Linked DNA regions of Homo sapiens: region 2 is linked to region 1. Evidence: chromatin loops called from intact Hi-C (ENCODE). Cell type or tissue: HCT116. All regions are shown on one strand. Each heading gives the region's core, and the rest is flanking DNA. Links, peaks and the distances in the headings are about the cores only. Region 1 overlaps SLC17A5 (solute carrier family 17 member 5). Region 2 overlaps C6orf147 (chromosome 6 open reading frame 147).

Region 1 (8,523 bases), core at 1-8,000:
TCTAGATAAATGTCTTTTTCGGCTTATAAGACTCATAAAATTTCAGGGTTGGACCTGGGTCTTTAAGATGTAGACTTCAACCACCCACCTGATGCTTGAAGCTCAGGCACAGGATCCCCCTGCTGCCTGTCCAGCATTATACTTCATGACATGACCCACCATCATCCAGGCCAGCTTAAGCTTATACAGATGCCAGCAGGAATCATGTTACTTTCATGTTTGTGTCTTCAACATCTGGTACAGTGCCTGGCACAGTGTTTCTCAAATGACTAGATCCGTTAATGAGCATGCTATTACACTGAAATTTAGTAGTGACAAATTTATCTAATTGTACATCCAATTCATCTTTCTCCACCTTGTCCAAAACGGCATCTATCATAGGAGGCCTGGCTGAAGTCCTGACATATCAAATCTACTATATTTTCTTTATTCTATTAGGCTAAAAATTATGTTGAGAAGTTAGACTGTTTTGCCATTTTGGCTCTTAGTGACCCAATGGTGGCTCTTTAGTGGTCAGCATTTTCCTTTCTGAAAGCACACCAATCATCACTTTAATATTTTACTTGGATTGATCTGTGACCCTGGTCACCACACCTGACTCAAAGTTAGCCAGAAAATAATTACATCTATTGCATTATATGCAAATACCTTTATTGCATTATGAGCAAAGTGTTCTGTGCGTGTTCTATTTAATCTTCACAACGATCTTATAAGGTAGGTACCATGGATATTTGGTTTTCTTTTTCTTCAGCATCTATTTTCATCTTTTGACAATAGCACTATTTTTTTTTTTTTTGAGATGGAGTTTCACTCTTGTCACCCAGGCTAGAGTGCAATTGCTCACTGCAACCTCCACCTCCCAGGTTCAAGTGATTTTCTGCCTCATCCTTCCAAGTAGCTGGGATTACAGGTCCTACCACCCCACCTGGCTAATTTTATATTTTTAGTAGAGACAGAGTTTCACCATGTTGGCCAGGCTGGTCTTGAACTCCTGACCTCAGGTGATCTGCCCACCTTGGTCTCCCAAAGTGCCGGGATTACAGGCATGAGCCATTACACCCGGCCGACCATAGCTCCAATTTTTATCCGATGATCCAATTTTCTTTCATTGCTAGTTCAAGAGAGCAGGGGGGGCCCTCATCAGATTCCAGAGATTCTAATAAGACTTCAGGAACCTGATGAATCCTAAGCTACCTTTCAGATTTATTAAATGGTGTGGGTGACTTACCACCTTCTGGCTGGATGGCTGCTGAACCAATTTTATGTTCCTTATAATTTTTTTTTTTTTTTTTTTGAGATGGAGTCTCACTTTGTCACCCAGGCTGGAGCACAGTGGCACAATCTTGGCTCACAGCAACCTCTGCCTCCCGGGTTCAAGCGATTCTCCTGCCTCAGCCTCCTGAGAAGCTGAGACTACAGGTGTGTGCCATCACACCCTGCTAATTTTTGTATTTTTAGTAGAGATGGGGTTTCACCATGTTGGCCAGGCTGATCTCGAACTCCTGACCTCAGGTGATCCACCCGCCTCAGCCTCCCAAAGTGTTGGGATTACAGGCGTGAACTACCGTGCCCGGCTCAAAATGACTCATGTTTATTTACATCTTCATGTGTTATAATGGATGTTACCGATGGATTCCTCAGCATCCATTCCCACTCCCCACCCCCATCTGTGTAGCAATAGTGATGTCTGAGGGGCACTGACCCTTTGACTTCTAACTTTTGGGGTAGGTGCTGATTGTCCTAAAGTCACATGATATTCTCTTGGCCATTGGGGTTGGTTCATGTGACTCAGTTTGGGTCAACCAAAATGAAGCCCAGGACTTATTTCCATGGTGGAGAGAGGAAAAGATCCTTTTCTTTCTGCTTGATGTGAATGAAGAAGCATGTAGTCCTGATTGTTGCTGGCAATCATTTCATTGTGTGATTTTATAAGCAGACCCAGTCTTAGGACAAAACTACTACTGTAAAAGACAGAGAGTGAGAAAGAAACAATCTGTGGTGATATTAGTAGGCAGCTGGATATCAACTCTTGCCTGAAGCCTATTATTTCTGGATACAATTAAGTGAATCAATAGATTATGCTGTTTAGCCCAGTTTAAATTAGAATTTCTATACTTCAACTAAAAACATCCTAAGCGATAACATAGCCTAGAACTATTTCTTGCCAAAACTCTCAATTCCCATATCCCTTTGACTATTCGTCAATCCTAGGCTTGACAAAACCTCAAGTCTTGGCCAGGTGCTGTGGCCCACGCCTGTAATCCTAGCACTTCGGGGGGCTGAGGCGGGAAGATTACTTGAGGCCAGGAGACTGAGACCACCCTGGGCAAGATAGGGAGACCCCATCTCTACAAAATATTTTTTGAAAAATTAACCAGGCATGGTGATGTATGCCTGCAGTCCCAGCGACTCAGGAGGCTGAGCAGGAAGGATTACTTGATCCCAGGAGTTCAAGGCCACAGTGAACTACAGTGGCGTCACTGCACTCTAGCCTGGGTGACAGAGTGCAGCTTATCTTAGAGTATTTATTGAAGAGATAGGAGACTGAGGATTCATAGAAATCAGAAGATTCTGTAGGAGTCCAGGTGTGAAGATTTTGAGGTAGTGAAAAGAGGGTAAGAGTCCATCTGTCTTTTCTCCAAAATAAATTTATATCTATTATTTTTACAAATAAAGTGTATTAAAACTTTTGGGTTAAAATATTTACATAGCTCCCTTATTTACCTTGTCAGCTGGCACAAAATGGTTTTAGAAGTATGTGGCTCAAAGAATATTTCCAGAGAGGTAGCTGTAGAAAGAATTTTGGGCTTAAAAGTAAAAATTTTAGGTTCAAGTTTTGGCTCTATCATTTATTATATTAGCTGTGTGCTGCAAGATAAATCACTTAACTTCTCTTAAGTTTCTTTAGCGTTCAAATAGGGCAAAAATACTTACTTCAAAGGAATGCTTTAAGGGTAAAATGGATAGTGTTTATGAAAGTGATGTGTAAACTATCAAGGGCTACACAAATATATTTGCACATAGGTAATATAGTTAGACAAATCAATTGGGTCTACTCTTTCACATTCATTCATCTGACAAAATGCCTACTACATGCCAAGTGCCATGGAGAGCCCTGAGGACAATAAGGGAGTTTCTGCCTTCACAGAGTTCCTAGTCTAGTTGGGTGAACAGACACAGTAATGAGTTATTGCAATGTTCTAATGAGAGCACTGTGGACAGAGGTGATGATAGTTAAAAGTTTAAATTTAAAAACAACTTCCTGCTTTAATTATTGTGTAAATTAAAATCCTGTTAAGAATTTAAAGTCATTCCTATAGTAGTCAAATCCATAGAGGCAGAAAGTAGAATGTTGGTTGCCAGGGCCTGGGAGGAAGGAGAAATGGGAGATTGTGTTTAACGGGTACAGTTTCTGTTGAGAAGATGAAATTGCTCTAGAGATTGTTGGTGGTGCTAGTTATGAAACAATGTGAATACTTAATGCCACAGAACTGCATACTTAAAATGGTAAGTTTTATATCATATCTATTTTATCAGGTTTTTTTTTTTTTAGATGGAGTCTTGCTCTTGTTGCCCAGGCTGAAGTGCAATGATGCGATCTCAGCTCACTGCAACCTCTGCCTCCTGGGTTCAAGCGATTCTCCTGCCTCAGCCTCCTAAGTAGCTGGGATTACAGGTGCCCGCCATCATGCCTGGCTAATTTTTGTATTTTTAGTAGAGATAGGGCTTCGCCATGTTGGCCAGGCTGGTCTCAAACTCCTGACCTCAGGTTATCTGCCTGCCTTGGCCTCCCAAAGTGCTGGGATTACAGGTGTGAGTCACCGCCTCTGGCCTTTTATCAGGATTTTTAAAAATATAATTTAAAGTCAATCACAGCAAATCTTTATATTAGTACTCACGAAGGAGCAATATCCAGATGGTTGATGCTAAATCCAGAAGAGCAAAAGCCTCCCAGTGTTGTTGATATAGTTAGGAAAGCAACGGCCAAAGAATAATCACAGCCAATGAAGCCAGCAGCTACCAGGAATACTGCAGGTCCAATCATTCCTGGAGTTAAAAAGTTATAAAAGGGAAAAAACACCCAGCATTAATATTTGCTCTACCTTAATATGGTATAAATCTGAAATTTGAAATTGCTGCCACCTACTGTAGAAACACTATATTGCCTGGAAGACTAACAAATTTCATGAGAAAAAAAAAATGCTGGAAAACATGGGCGTAATACAACTAATATACTATAAAAGGAAAATCTCATTATGCAATGTTATTAAATCTACATGTGGCCAAAACTCAGCTAAAATTCCATGGTGTTAGAGAAGAACAAGACAAGAACAACTTAAAAATATGTTTCTAGAGAGAAGCAATAGCTGACACAGAATGTGGTTTAAAATACATATAACCAAAGGAGATAAACTGAATAATAAACTCTGTTGGATGAGGTTAGAATAATACTCCATCTTGCCTGGGTGTGGCAGCTCACACCTGTAATCCCAGCACGTTAGGAGGCTGAGGCGGGAGAATCACTTGAGGCCAGGAGTTTGAGGCCAGCCTGGGCAACACAGCAAGACCCTGTCTCTACGAAATATTAAAAACAAAATTCGCCAGGCATGGTGGTGCACACCTGTAGTCCTGGCTGCTCAGGAGGCTGAGGTGGGAGGATTGCTTGAGCCCAGAAGTTCAAGGTTACAGTGAGCTATGATGGCACCACTGCACTCCAGCCTGGGTTGTCAGAGCAAGACCTTGTTTCTTAAAAAGATTTTTTAAAATCTCTGTCTTCATTCTCTCTCTCTTTTTTTTGAGCTGGAGTCTCACTCTGTCACCCAGGCTGGAGTGCAGTGGCGTGATCTGGGCTCACTGCCACCTCTGCCTCCTAGGTTCAAGTGATTCTCCTGCCTCAGCCTCCTGAATAGCTGGAATTACAGGCCTGGGCCACCATACCCAGCTAATTTTTGTATTTTTAGTAGAGATGGGGTTTCGCCATGTTGGCCAGGCCGTTCTCGAACTCCTGACCTCAAGCGATCCACCCACCTTGCCTCCCAAAGTGCTGGGATTACAGGTGTGAGCCACCATGCCCGGCCTTGGTTTTTTTTTTTTCTGCCCCACCTAATATGCAGGAATCCTCCCTATTATTAACAACTGATAAGAATACACATTGGTCATTACAGGCAGTTAAGCGTAAAATATGAGAAGAGACTTAATGAGTGGGCTGTCAGTTTTTCTGTGTCTACAGCAGTGCTATCCAATAGCTCTCTGTGATGATGGAAATGTTGTATTTGTATATACTGCAACTGAGGAACTTTAAAAAAAGTTCAATTACATTTATTTACTTATTTATTTATTTTCTTGTTTTTTTGAGACAGGGTCTCACTGTCGTCAGGCTGGAGTGCAGTGGTGCGATCATGGCTCACTGCAGCCTTGACTTCCCAGGCTCAAGTGATCCTCTGCCTTGGCTTCCTGAGTAGCTGGGACTACAGGTGCACGCCACCATGTCTGATTTAATTTAATTTCATTACTTTTATTTATTTATTTTGAAATAGGGTCGCATTCTGTTACCCAGGCTGGAGTGCAGTGGCACAATCTGAGCTCACTGCAACCTCTGCCTCCCAGGTGTAAGCAAGTCTTGTGCCTCAGCCTCCTGAGTAGCTGGGATTAAAGGCATGTGCCACCATGCCTGGCTAATTTTTTTTTTTTCACTCTTTTTGCCCAGACTGGAGTGCAGTGGCGAAATCTTGGCTCACTGCAACCTCTGCCTCCCAGGTTCAAGCAATTCTCCTGCCTCGGCCTCCTGAATAGCTGGGACAGCCACACACCACCACGCCAAGCTAATCTTTGTATTAGAGATGGGGTTTCACCATGTTGGCCAGCCTGGTTTTGAGCTCCTGACCTCAAGTATCTGCCTGCCTCCGCCTCTGCCTCCCAAAGTGCTGGGATTACAGGCAACAGCCACCGAGCCCAGCCAGGGTCTTTTTATAATGTAATTACTGAAGTATAGTCACTGAGACTTCCAGGGTCTCTACTGGAGACTTTTAAAAAGTTAAATGATTGTCTTAGACAGTTTTATTTCTACGTACATTTTTTTCTAACTATTTTTAGAGATAGGGTATTGCTCTGTTGCCTAGGTTGGAGTGCAGTGTTGTGATCATAGCTCTCTGCAGCCTCAAACAACTAGGCTCAAGAGATTTTCTCACCTTAGCCTCTGGAGTAGCTGGGACTACAGATACATACCATCATGCCTAACTGATTAGATAGTTTTAAAAGTTACCTTTCTAGGCCAGGCACAGTGGCTCACGCCTGTAATTCCAGCACTTTGAAAGGCTGAGGTGGGAGGATCGCTTGAGCCCAGGAATTTGTGACTAACCTGAGCAACATGGTAAAACCATGTCTCTACAAAAAATCAAAAATAATTAGCTGGGTGCTGTGGCGTGACCTGTAGTCCCAGCTGCTCAGGAGACTGAGGTGGGAGAATTACTTGTGCCTAGAAGGTTGAGGCTGCAGTGAGCCATGGTTGTCCATCCTGGCCAACGGAGCAAGACCCTGTCTCAAAAAAAAAAAAAATTACCTTTCTGAAAGCAGAGTCTGAAACACATGATTATTTATGGGTTCTTTGAGTTCTTTGATTTATAGCTCCTTATTTGATATAATAATGCTAGTAAATATTTTTGGATTGAAACTTAAAATGCATTCACTTAGAAAAGGGATGGAGGCTTAAAAATACTTTGATTACATCTTGTCTAAAGTTGATATAAAAATCTTCATTGCAAAGTCTGAGCTGAAAGCACAGTGATATATAAAATTGTGAGGGATGATGTTTGGCACAGCAAGCCATTTTAAAAATAATTATAAGCCATGGTGGAGATAAATCTTTTATAAATTTTTTTTTTTTGAGACAGGATCTCACTCTGTTGCCCAGGCTGGAGTGCAGTGGCGCGATTTCAGCTCACTGCAACCTCTGCCTCCTGGGTTCAAGCAATTCTCCTGCTTCAGCCTCCCAGGTAGCTGGGATTACAGGCACTTGCCACCACGCCCAGCTAATTTTTGTATTTTTAGTAGACAGGGTTTCACCATGTTGGTCAGACTGGTCTTGAACTCCTGACCTTGTGATCTGCTCACCTCAGCCTCCCAAAGTGCTAGGATTACAGGCATAAGCCACTGCGCCCAGTGAATATTATAAATCTTAATCCTCAAAATGTATGATTCAAAAAGAAACATATTGTAAAGAAATGCACTTAAATGCATCATAGTGTTTTGTTATGTGAACAAAATAAAAGACTAATATTATCATTTTTATTTTGTCTTGAACTGTTGTGATATTGTGATTTTAAAAAATATGGCTGGGGGCTGGGTGTGGTGGCTCACACCTGTAATCCTAGCACTTTGGGAGGCTGAAGCAGCAGGATTGCTGAAGGCCAGGAGTTCAAGGCCAATGTGGGCAATAAAGCGAGACCTTGTCCCATTAAAGAAAGAAATTAAACAAAATGGCTGGGGCTGGGTGTGGTGCCTCACTCCTGTAGTCCCAGCACTTTGGGAGGCCAAGGCGGGCAGATGACTTGAGTTCAGGAGTTAAAGACCAGCCTGGACAACGTGGTGAAACCCCGTCTTCAGTAAAAATTAAAAAATTAGCTGGGTATGGTGGTGTGTGCCTGTAGTCCTAGCTACTCAGGAGGCTGAGGTGGGAGGATCACCTGAGGCTGAGGAGGTTGAGGCTGCAGTGAGTCAAGATCATGCCACCACACTCCAGCCTGGGCTAAGAGTGAGCCCCTGTCTCAAGAAAAAAAATAAGAAAAGAAATATGGCCAGTGTGGTGGCTCATGTCTGTAATCCCAACATTTTGGGATGCTGAGGCAGGAAGATCACTTGAGGCCAGGAATTCAAGACCAGACGGGGCAACATAGCAAGACCCCATTTCTATTAAAAAATTGTTTTAAAAAAGAAATATATATTTGGTCTCTGCCCCCGGTTTTTTGGCACACAGCTCCTAAAACTTTTGGAATTTCTGGAGTGGTAACAGTGTCTTTTGTATGCTAATGAGACAATTGGTGGCTGGGGGTCCCCATACAGCTTCAGGATGGTGGCTGGATTAGAGGTCTGGGACTTTTGGCACCACCCCCAAACTCCAGAGAGGGGAGAGGGGCTGAAGGTTGAGCCAGTCACCAATGGCCAATGATTTAATCAATCATACACATTTAACGAAGTCTCCATACAAACTCAAAGGGACAGGGTTTGGATGAACTTTTGCGGTCGGGGTTCTTGGAGGGTGGTGTTCCAGGAGAGGGCATGAAAACTCCCTACCCGGTCCCACATATGTTGCCCTATGCAGCTTTTCCATCTGGCTGTTCATCTATATCCTTTGCAATACCCTTTATAATAAGTGGGTAAACATAAAATAAAGTGTTTCTCTGAGTTCTCTGAGATGCTCTAGCAGATTAACTGAACCTGACAAGACAGTCATGGGAACCCTGATTTATAGCCGGTCAGTCAGAAGCAGAGGTCACAAGCTGGGACTTGTGATTGGTATCCGAAGTA
Region 2 (9,756 bases), core at 755-8,754, 320 kb before region 1:
CACTTGAACCTGGGAGGCAGAGGTTGCAGTGAGCCAAGCTCATGCCACGGCACTCCAGCCTGGGTGACAGAACGAGACTCTCTCAAAAAAAAAAACAAAAAACCACCTGGGTGCAGTGGGTCACACCTGTAATCCCAGCATTTCCTGAAGGTCAAGAGTTCAAGACCAGCCTTGCCAACATGGTGAAACTCCGTCTCTACTTAAAATATAAAAAATCAGCCAGGCGTGGTGATGGGCGCCTGTAATCCCAGCTACTTGGGAGGCTGAGGCAGGAGAATCGCTTGAACCCAGGAGGCAAAGATTCCAGTGAGCCAAGATCGCGCCATTGCACTCCAGCCTGGGCAGTAAGAGTGAAACTTCGTCTCAAAAAAAAAAAAAAAAAAATGGGTTCTAGATTTACAGAAGAGTTGTGAGGATAGTACAGAGTGCCCATTTACTCCACACTCAGTTTTTCCTATTATTAACATCTTATATTAAAGCCCATACTTTATTCTGATTTCCTTAGTTTTTACCTAAGGTCCTTTTTCTGCCCCAGGAGCCCAAACAGTGTACCACATTACATTTAGTCATCATGTCTCCTTAGGCTCCTCTTGGCTGTGGTAGATTCTCAGACTTTTTTTGTTTTTGATGACCTTGACAGTTTTGAGGCATACTGGTCAAGCATATTTTAAGATGCCACTCTAGGCCAGGTCCGGTGGCTCACGCCTGTAATCCCTGCACTTTGGGAGGCCAAGGTGGGTGGATCACTTGAGGCTGGGAGTTTGAGACCAGCCTGGCCAACATGGTGGAACCCCATCTCCACTAAAAATACAAAAATTAGCCGGGCGTGGTGGCATGCGCCTGTAGTCCCAGCTACTCAGGAGGCTGAGGCATGAGAATTGCTTGTACTCGGAAGGCGAAGGTTGTAGTGAGCCAAGATTACACCACTGCACTCCAGCCCAAGTGACAGAGTGAGACTCTGTCTAAAAAAAAAAAAAAAAAAGATGCCACTCTAGTGGAGTTTGTCTGAAGTCTCATGATTAGACTGGGATTAGGGGTTTTGAGGAGGAAGACCATAAAGTAAGCGCCATTTTCATCACATTATACCTGAAACTGCCATTGCAAAATCATAACTGAGAGTGAAAGAGAGCTGATCTAACCAACTCCATCTTGCTTCTAACCTCCAAACTGTCCTTTTTCATTCCTGGGCTTAGGCTCAACTAACTTTAGGAGGAACTTAGTTTATAGGTTAAAACGAAGATGATAACAGCCCTTTCCCAAAACAAACCTCCTTGCCTGGGGACTAGACTCCCTTTGTAGGACTAACAAAGGAGCCACAAGGTTAGAAATTATAGTTTAGGAGTCATGCAGCTGGAGGCTACAAGATTCAGACCCTCCCTAAACTGCTCTTAAGATCAGTGCTTGAGATACTTTACAGACCCTGCACTTGATGGATCAGCTGGCACCACCACCCAGATCGATAAACTGGCTCATCTGATCTTGTGGCCCCCACCCAGGAACTGACTCCGTGCAAGAGGCTTTAATTCCCTATGATTTTATCTCTGACCTAACCAATCAACACTCGACACACTGTCCTTCCCCCACCCACCATATTATCCTTAAAAACTCTGATCCCCGAGTGCTCCAGGAGACAGATTTGAGTAATGATAAAACTCTGGTCTCCTGCACAGCCTGTTCTACGTGAATTACTCTTTCTCTATTACAATTCGCCTGTCTTTATAAATTGGCTCTGTCTAGGAAATGGGCAAGGTGAAGCCACTGGGCAGTTACATACCGGAGGTACATGCTATTAACATGACTTCACTTTTTATGTTGACCTTGATCATCAGGCTGAAGTAGTCTGTCAGTCCTCTCCACTGTAAAGTTACTCATACCTTCCTTTTCCTTATTGTAATCTTTTGAAGGAAGTCATTACGTATAGCTCACATTTAATGAAGGAACCGGGAGTTATGCTCCACCTCCATAAGGACAGAGTACCTACATAAATTATTTGAAATTCTGCATGGGAGATTTGTCTGTTCTACCTCACTTATTTAATTATTCATTTTTAACTGTGTGGACTCAAGTGTTACTAGTTTTTTTTTTTTAAAAAGAAGCAGCTTGTGGTTTTGTTTATCCTATTTTGTTTCTTATTCCATTGGCTTTTGCTTTAATCTTTTATTTCCTTAGGTGTTTTGTTATATAGAGACAGGGTCTCAGTGTTGCCCAGGCTAGTCTCAAGTGATCCATGCAAGTCTCAACTCCCGACCTCAAGTGATCCTCCTTCCCAGGCCTCCCAAAGTGCTGGGATTACAAGTGTAAGCACCCGGCCCTTAGTTTTTGTTTCTTTAGGATCATTCTGTTTTCTTTAATTTTTGGAGTTGAAGCTTTACCTCACTGGTTTTCATTCTTTTTTTTTTTTTTTTGGAGACAGAGTCTCTCTCTGTCGCCCAGGCTGGAGTGCAGTGGCGCGATCTTGGCTCACTGCAACCTCTGCCCCCCAGGTTCAAATTTTTGTATTTTTAGTAGGGAAAGGGTTTCATCGTGTTGGCCAGGCTGGTCTTGAACTCCTGACCTCAGGTGATCCTCCCGCCTCCGCCTCCCACAGTGCTGGGATTACAGGAGTGACCACCGTGCCTGGCACCATTCTTTCCTCTTTGATAACTGCAGTATTTTCCCACTCCACCCTTCATCCTCTCCAGCACATTGAAACCACCTTTGCAAAGATTATGACACCGAGAGAAGTCTAGCATGGCTGACCCCATCTTGCTTCTAGCCTCACTCATTCCTGGGCATAGGCCAAACTAACCTTGGGAGGAGTTTAATTTCTAGTTTAACTTTAAGGCAAGGATGATAATCGTTCCTCTCTAAAACGGATCCCCTCCTTGTTCAGGAACTGAAACAGCCTTTGTAAGACTAATGAAAACCCACAATATTAGGATTATGAGAGGGCCTGACTTCTGCCAAAATGTAGGCATAGTTTTTGTAATCCCTTACTGCTCAGAAGGTATGTGGTCATAGGTTACAAGATTTGTGACTTCCTCAGTTTCTCTTATAGATAAGATCACTATTGTAAAACCTAAGATTGATCTTTTGAATTGTTTTTCAAACTTTTGCATTCTGGCAACTGACATACCCTACCGGGGCCCATGACTCCTGACTCAGCCAGTCCTGTGGTCCCCACCCAGAGGTGGGCTTAGTGCACAAGGACCATTTTCCACACCCCTAAGATTTCATCTTCAACCATTCCCTAGCCCCCTGCCCACCAAATTATCTATAAAAACTCTGGCCTCTGAGCTCTCAGGGAGGCAGATTTTAGTAATCTTAAACTCCTGTCTCTCTGCTTGGCTGGCCTTGCATTAATTAAATTAAACTATTTCTTTACTACCACAATGCTGTCTCAGTGAATTGGATTTCCCTGTGCAGCAGGCAAGAAGAATCTGTTGGATGATTACAACATTGCTGGATTGATAGCAGCCTCACCTGCCAGGCTCAAACTCCAGGTATGCTCTTAAAGCTGCCCTTTCTCTTGGGATATCAGGCTTATCCACCCTTCCTGACCTTCTTTGAATCTTGAAAAGATTAAAGGATTGCCTGTGAAGTTTTGTGTCTGTTACTTTGCTTTTTTTTTAGATGGAGTTTCGCTCTTGTCACCCAGGCTGGAATGCAGTGGCGCAATCTCGGCTCCCTGCAACCTCTGCCTCCTGGGTTCAAGCGATTCTCCTGCCTCAGCCTCCCAAGTAGCTAGGATTACTGGCGCATGCCACCACACTTTGCTAATTTTTGTATTTTTAGTAGAGATGGGGTTTCACCATGTTGGCCAGGCTAGTCTCGAACTGCTGACCTCAGGTGATCTGCCCACCTCAGCCTCCCAAAGTGTTGGGATTACAAGTGTGAGCCACCCAGCGTGTCTGTTACTTTGCATTATAAATATCCCACTCTTTAAATTTCCATAGAGTTTGTTTTGCCATAGAAAGACAATGTTACTTTTTATTCATCATCTTTTAAAGTCTTGGCAAAAATTCCACCAGTCCTACCAGAGACCGCAGGTTGACTCTGCTGATTTGGCCTCTATGCCTTATTCATGCTTATCATGACTCTTCTTTTTTTTTTTTTTTAAGATGGAATCCAGCTCTGTAGCCCAGGCTGGAGTGCAGTGGCACGATCTCAGCTCACTGCAACCTCTGCCTCCCGGGTTCAAGCAATTCTCCTGCCTCAGCCTCCCAAGTAGCTGAGATTACAGGCACCTGCCACCATGCTCAGCTAATTTTTGTATTTTTTTAGTAGAGACAGGGTTTCGCCATGTTGGCCAGGCTGGTCTCAAACTCCTGACATCAGGTGATCTGCCTGCCTCGGCCTCCCGAAGTGCTGGGATTACAGGCCTGAGTCACTGTGCCCGGCCCATTTTCTTTTTTTTCTTTTTTTTTTTTTTTTATTATACTCTAAGTTTTAGGGTACATGTGCATATTGTGCAGGTTAGTTACATATGTATACATGTGCCATGCTGGTGCGCTGCACCCACTAATGTGTCATCTAGCATTAGGTATATCTCCCAATGCTATCCCTCCCCCATTTTCTATTTTTAGAAGAATCAGGCTTTCCAGATTTTGGTCAGTTCCTAGTTCCAAGAACTGATCAAAGTTAGCCACCAGATGGAGCTCAATCTTATCTTAACTCCATCCCCAGCTTGTTCTTTAAAAGACAAACTGGAAAGGCCTTTTTTCTCCTTTATGCTAGTTTCCAAAGCACATTTCCTATAAATAATCACATTTAGGAAGGGAAAGGACAAAGGGGAAAACTATTAAACTTATCTATCCACATGATTCAGCAAAACTGTCAACTCCGCAAGGCAAGACTTAGAACCCATCTGTGTAGCCAGTGAGAACTCTACACCCATTCCCAGCCTTATCCTGCTGCCAAACCATACCACAGTGTGTCAGGGAATAAGAGCTACTTTTCCTTGCTTGGTCCTAAATGGATTCACTCGTTTGTGTGGGGTTTTTTTAAGTCAGTAAAGGAAAAATTCAGAACTCCAAAAAAGTCTCTATATAGTTTACATAAGATGATATTGGTGATAATTAGATACTAATCACATTAATTTCTCAGATTCACTGCTCTTGAGGACTTCTTTTCTTGAAATATATGAAAATTCAGAACTCTGAAGAAAAAGAGGGACCTGATGATAAAGAGACCTGATTCCCTCATTTATACCTGAGATAATGGATGGTATCACTAACAAACCAACTTTTCATTGATCAACTAAGCACTGAGAGCCACACCTCTTCTATTCTCTAAAAATAATTACAAAGATGAGCATGCAGAATGTGTTATGACAAAGAGCAATATATAATTTTAAAGAACCAGATGGGGCAGAGCATGGTGGCTCACGTCTACAATCCCAGCACTTTGGGAGGCTGAGGCAGGAGGATCATTTGAGGTCAGGAGTTTGAGACCAGCCTGACGAACATGGTGAAACCCTGTCTCTACTAAAAATCGTGAAAATTAGCTGGGCATGGTAGCTTGCACCTGTAATCTCAGTTACTCGGGAGGCCGAGGCAGGAGAATCACTTGAACCTGAGAGGCAGAGATTGCAGTGAGCTGAGTTCATGCCACTGCACTCCAGCCCGGGCAACAGAGTGAGACTCTGTCTCAAAAAAAAAAAAAAGAACCAGATACTGCTTTCAGGATTTAATGCCCTGACTAGGATCCTGAAAGATGACGCAATCCTACTACCAGGATGGCTCCCAGAAGCATGGAAATAACAGTGGCCCACACTAAGTGAGGTAGAAATGCCAAAATTGTAGCAAAAGGTAGATGAATGAAAAGGCTCGGAAAAGTGAGTATGCTATAGACTATATACGGCAAATAGTTGGAAAATCCACAAGAGGACCCAGAAAATATATTACTTACCAAAGCAATAAGAAATGTTCTAGTGAGAATGTCACCAACACTGCTAAGTTCAGTAGTGGCTCTTCTCTGAGAGCCGGGACTTACAGTAGGAGATGCCGTGATAAAACTGGTCTCTAATAGCAATTGCGATGATAGCCACTATCCCCCAAAGGCCAGTCAAGGCCACTTAACCCTCAGATGCCAGAAAGACACAATCATCATAACAAGTGGCAAGTCAGCTTCACAGAGGGACCTGACTACTAGAGGGTTATTAAATGACTAAGGAAAAATACCTGGGCAGCCAACAAGGGTACTATTCAATCTGTACATCAAAGAAATCAAGGCTAGATGATTAGGCTGGAAGCAGTAGTCTCATGCTCCCTTGCCCAGTTTCCAGACATACGCCAGTTTCCAGATCTGAAACTGAATGACTGAAGGAGAGGCCAGATCCCCAGGAGGAAGGACCTGGCAATGCTATGGCAGTACATAGTAATGGTTCCCTCTTCCTTCCCACAAAGGAACCTACAGTCATTTACTTCAAGTAATATACACTGGGAAAAGAGAAATAGCCAAACATCATAGACTCTTGGACACAAGGTCCCAGTTGACAATGATACATGTAGATTCAGCATCATCTGCCACTCCTCTTAGAGGGAGGACATATGGGGTCAAGTAATAAATGGAGTCCTAAGATCTAGCTCACAGTGGGCACACTGGGTCCATAACCCACCTAGTGATCATTTTCTCAGCTTCCAAATGTATACTTGGAATGGAGATTCTTGGCAGCTGGCACAACTCTAATATTGATACTACTCCTCTGGGGTGAAATTAGAGTGGAGAAGGGCTAATGAAGCCCTCTGAAACTGCCCCCACCATCTTCCTGATCAAGACCAAATCAAATCCAGTATTACATCCCAGGGGGAATGGCAGAAGCTAGCGGCACCCTTAAAGACCTAAAGGATAGAGTTAGTCATCATCATATCTCCATTTAGTTCACCACTCTGGTGCCTACAAAAATCAGATGGATCCGAGAAGACGGCAGTGAACTGCTGCAGACTCAACCAAGTGGTGGCACTAATTGCAGTTGCTGTGCCAGGTGTGGTGTTTTTATTAGAAACTGATTAACACAACCTTTGATATGAGATATGCAGCCACTGATCTGGAGAAGTAAGTATTCTCTTCCATCCCTATCAGAAAAGATCAGAAACAGTTTTCTTGGGCCGGGCACGGTGGTTCACGCTTGTAATCCCACCACTTTGGGAGGCCAAGGTGGGTGAATCACTTGAGGTCAGGAGTTCAAGACCAGCCTGGGCAACATGGTTAAACCCCATCTCTACTAAAAATACAAACATTAGCTGAGCATACTGGTGCATGCCTGTAGTCCCAGCTACTCAGGAGGCTGAGGCAGGAGAATCACTTGAACCTGGGAGGCAGAGGTTGCGGTGAGCTGAGATCATGCCACTGCACTCCAGCCTGGGTGACAGAGTAAGACTTCGTCTTAAAAAAAAAGTTTTCTTTGAGCAGGGTGCAGTGGCACACACCTGTTTTCCTAGCTACTCAGGAGCCAGAGGCAGAGGATCACTTGAAGCCAGGAGTTTAAGGCTGTAGAAGGGTATGATGGCATATGTGAATTAGCCACTGCACACCAGCCTGAACAACATAGTATAGTAAGACCCCCATCTCAAAAAAAAAAAAAAAAAAAAAGGTAATTACTGACAGGTGGTAGAGGTAGGGAGTGTTTAGATAATGGAAAAGCCTAGCCTAATAACACAGCCTAGTAGACGGTCTTAAAGTTTTCAGCCCCAATTAAACCTAAATAGATTAAAATATCCAATCATTTCTTGCATATCAGAGACACACTCAGTACAAAAGGACATAATCCTTTTTCAGCCACAGACAGACAAATGGATTAGGCATAAGAATAAAATCTAGGTCAGTCACAGTGGCTCATGCCTGTAATATCAGCGCTTTGGGAGGCGAAGGCAGGCAGATCACTTGAGGCCAGGAGTTCAAGACTAGCCTGGCCAACATGGCGAAACCCCACCTCTGCTAAAAATACAAAAATTAGACAGGCATGGTGGCACATGCCTGTAGTCCCAGCTACTCAGGAGGCTGAGGTGGGAGAATCACTTGAACCCGGGAGGCGGTAGTTGCAGTAAGCGAAGATTGCACCACTGCACTCCGGCCTGGGCGACAGAGTGAGACTCCATCTCAAAAAAAAAAAAAAAAAAAAAAAAAAGAATAAAATCTGGGCCAACTACAGTGGCTCCTGTAATCCCAGCACTTTGGGAGGCCAAGGCGGGTGGATCATTGGAGGCCAGGAGTTCAAGATCAGCCTGTCCAACATGGCAAAACCCTGTCTCTATTAAAAATACAAAAATTAGCCAGGCCATGGTGGCTCATGCCTGTAATCCCAGCTACTCCAGAGGCTGACACATGAGAATCACTTGAACAAGGAGGCAGAGGTTGCAGTGAGCCATGATCACGCCACTGCACTCCAGCCTGGGTGACAGAGTAAGACCCTGTCTCATAACAAACAACAGAAAAAAGAAAAAAAACGGCCAGGCACTGTGACTCACACCTGTAATTCCAGCACTTTGGGAGGCTGAGTGGGGCAGACCACAAGGTCAAGAGGGAAACCATCATGGCCAACATGGTGAAACCCCATCTCTACTAAAATACAAAAAATTAGCCAGGCGGCCGGGCGCGGTGGCTCACGCCTGTAATCCCAGCACTTTGGGAGGCCGAGGCGGGTGGATCATGAGGTCAGGAGATCGAGACCATCCTGGCTAACAAGGTGAAACCCCGTCTCTACTAAAAATACAACAAATTAGCCGGGCGCGGTGGCGGGCGCCTGTAGTCCCAGCTACTGGGGAGGCTGAGGCAGGAGAATGGCGTGAACCCGGGAAGCGGAGCTTGCAGTGAGCCGAGATTGCGCCACTGCAGTCCGCAGTCCGGCCTGGGCAACAGAGCGAGACTCCGTCTCAAAAAAAAAAAAAAAAAAAAATTAGCCAGGCATGGTGGTGCATGCCTGTAGTCCCAGCTACTCGGGAAGCTGAGGCAGGGAAATCGCTTGAACCCGGGAGGCAGAAGTTGGAGTGAGCTGACATCATGCCACTGCACTCCAGCCTGGTGACAGAGCGAGACTTCATCCCAAAAAAAAAAAGAAAAGAAAAAGAAAAAAAGCTAGCTTTCTGTGCTACCCAGAGAGGGGTCCATACAGTGTTGTTCTGGATTCCTGTTGTAACTTAAAGGGAAACTTTCACAATGTCCAGAGCCCTTGATGTCCTCAAATTTCTTGCAGCAGGAAGTCACTTAGGTGACACTAACTTTGATTTCCAAATGGAATGATAGTACATCTAAAAATGAAGGTGATGGCATCTATATCATAATCTTTTTTTTTTCTAACAAGATCCAAAGTCCACAAATATATCATAAATCTGAAGAGGAACTGGGAGAAGCTTCTGCTGGCAGCTCATGCCATTGTTGCCATTGAAAACCCTGCTGATGTGTCATATCCTGCAGGAATACTAGCTAGTGGGCTGTGCTGAAGTTTGCTGCTGCTGCTGGAGCCACATGTATTGCTGGTCACTTCACTTCTGGAACCTTTGCTAACCAGATCCAATCATCTTCTGCCACCCACATCTTCTGGTGGTTACTGATTCTAGGGCTAACTATCAGCCTCTCTCAGGGGCTTCTTATGGTAACCTACCTACCTACCACTGCTGTATGTAACAGATTCTCCTCTGAGCTATGTGGATATTGTCATCCCATGCAACAACAAGGAAGCTCAATCACTGAGTCTAATGTAGTGGATGCTGGCCCAGGAAGCTCTGTGCATGTGTTGCACCATCTCCCATGATCATGCCTGATCTCTACTTCTATAGA

Evidence for each region. Hi-C counts contacts between places; a loop is a spot of excess contacts. Peaks named below come from ENCODE experiments on the same cell type or tissue, not always from the same donor. Only the 100,000 strongest peaks of a DNase experiment are listed, where the experiment ranks them.
Region 2: it touches region 1 in a loop (3-fold over the local background); 4 of 110 quality-filtered maps call a loop at or near these places.

What each region holds. Positions count from the first base shown.
Region 1 is chr6:73,606,501-73,615,023 of GRCh38, forward strand. It overlaps SLC17A5 (solute carrier family 17 member 5), which reads right to left. Exons shown (of 11, transcript NM_012434.5): 9 at 3,900-4,047. Among named protein-coding and RNA genes, the nearest start is that of SLC17A5, 43 kb to the right of the region's middle. RefSeq lists enhancers at 2,961-3,130, 4,892-5,061. In HCT116, for the core only: a CTCF peak has its summit at 4,145 (motif pointing left); a DNase peak (open chromatin) is centred at 4,161; H3K27ac peaks cover 491 bases.
Region 2 is chr6:73,281,253-73,291,008 of GRCh38, forward strand. All of the region lies in intron 3 of C6orf147 (chromosome 6 open reading frame 147), which reads right to left. The region is part of intron 2 of LOC122539213 (KHDC1-KHDC1L); the gene reads right to left. It also overlaps a transcript of KHDC1 not described here, the pseudogene KHDC1-AS1 and the pseudogene RPSAP41. Among named protein-coding and RNA genes, the nearest start is that of KHDC1, 23 kb to the left of the region's middle. In HCT116, for the core only: a CTCF peak has its summit at 4,648 (motif pointing right); a DNase peak (open chromatin) is centred at 4,609.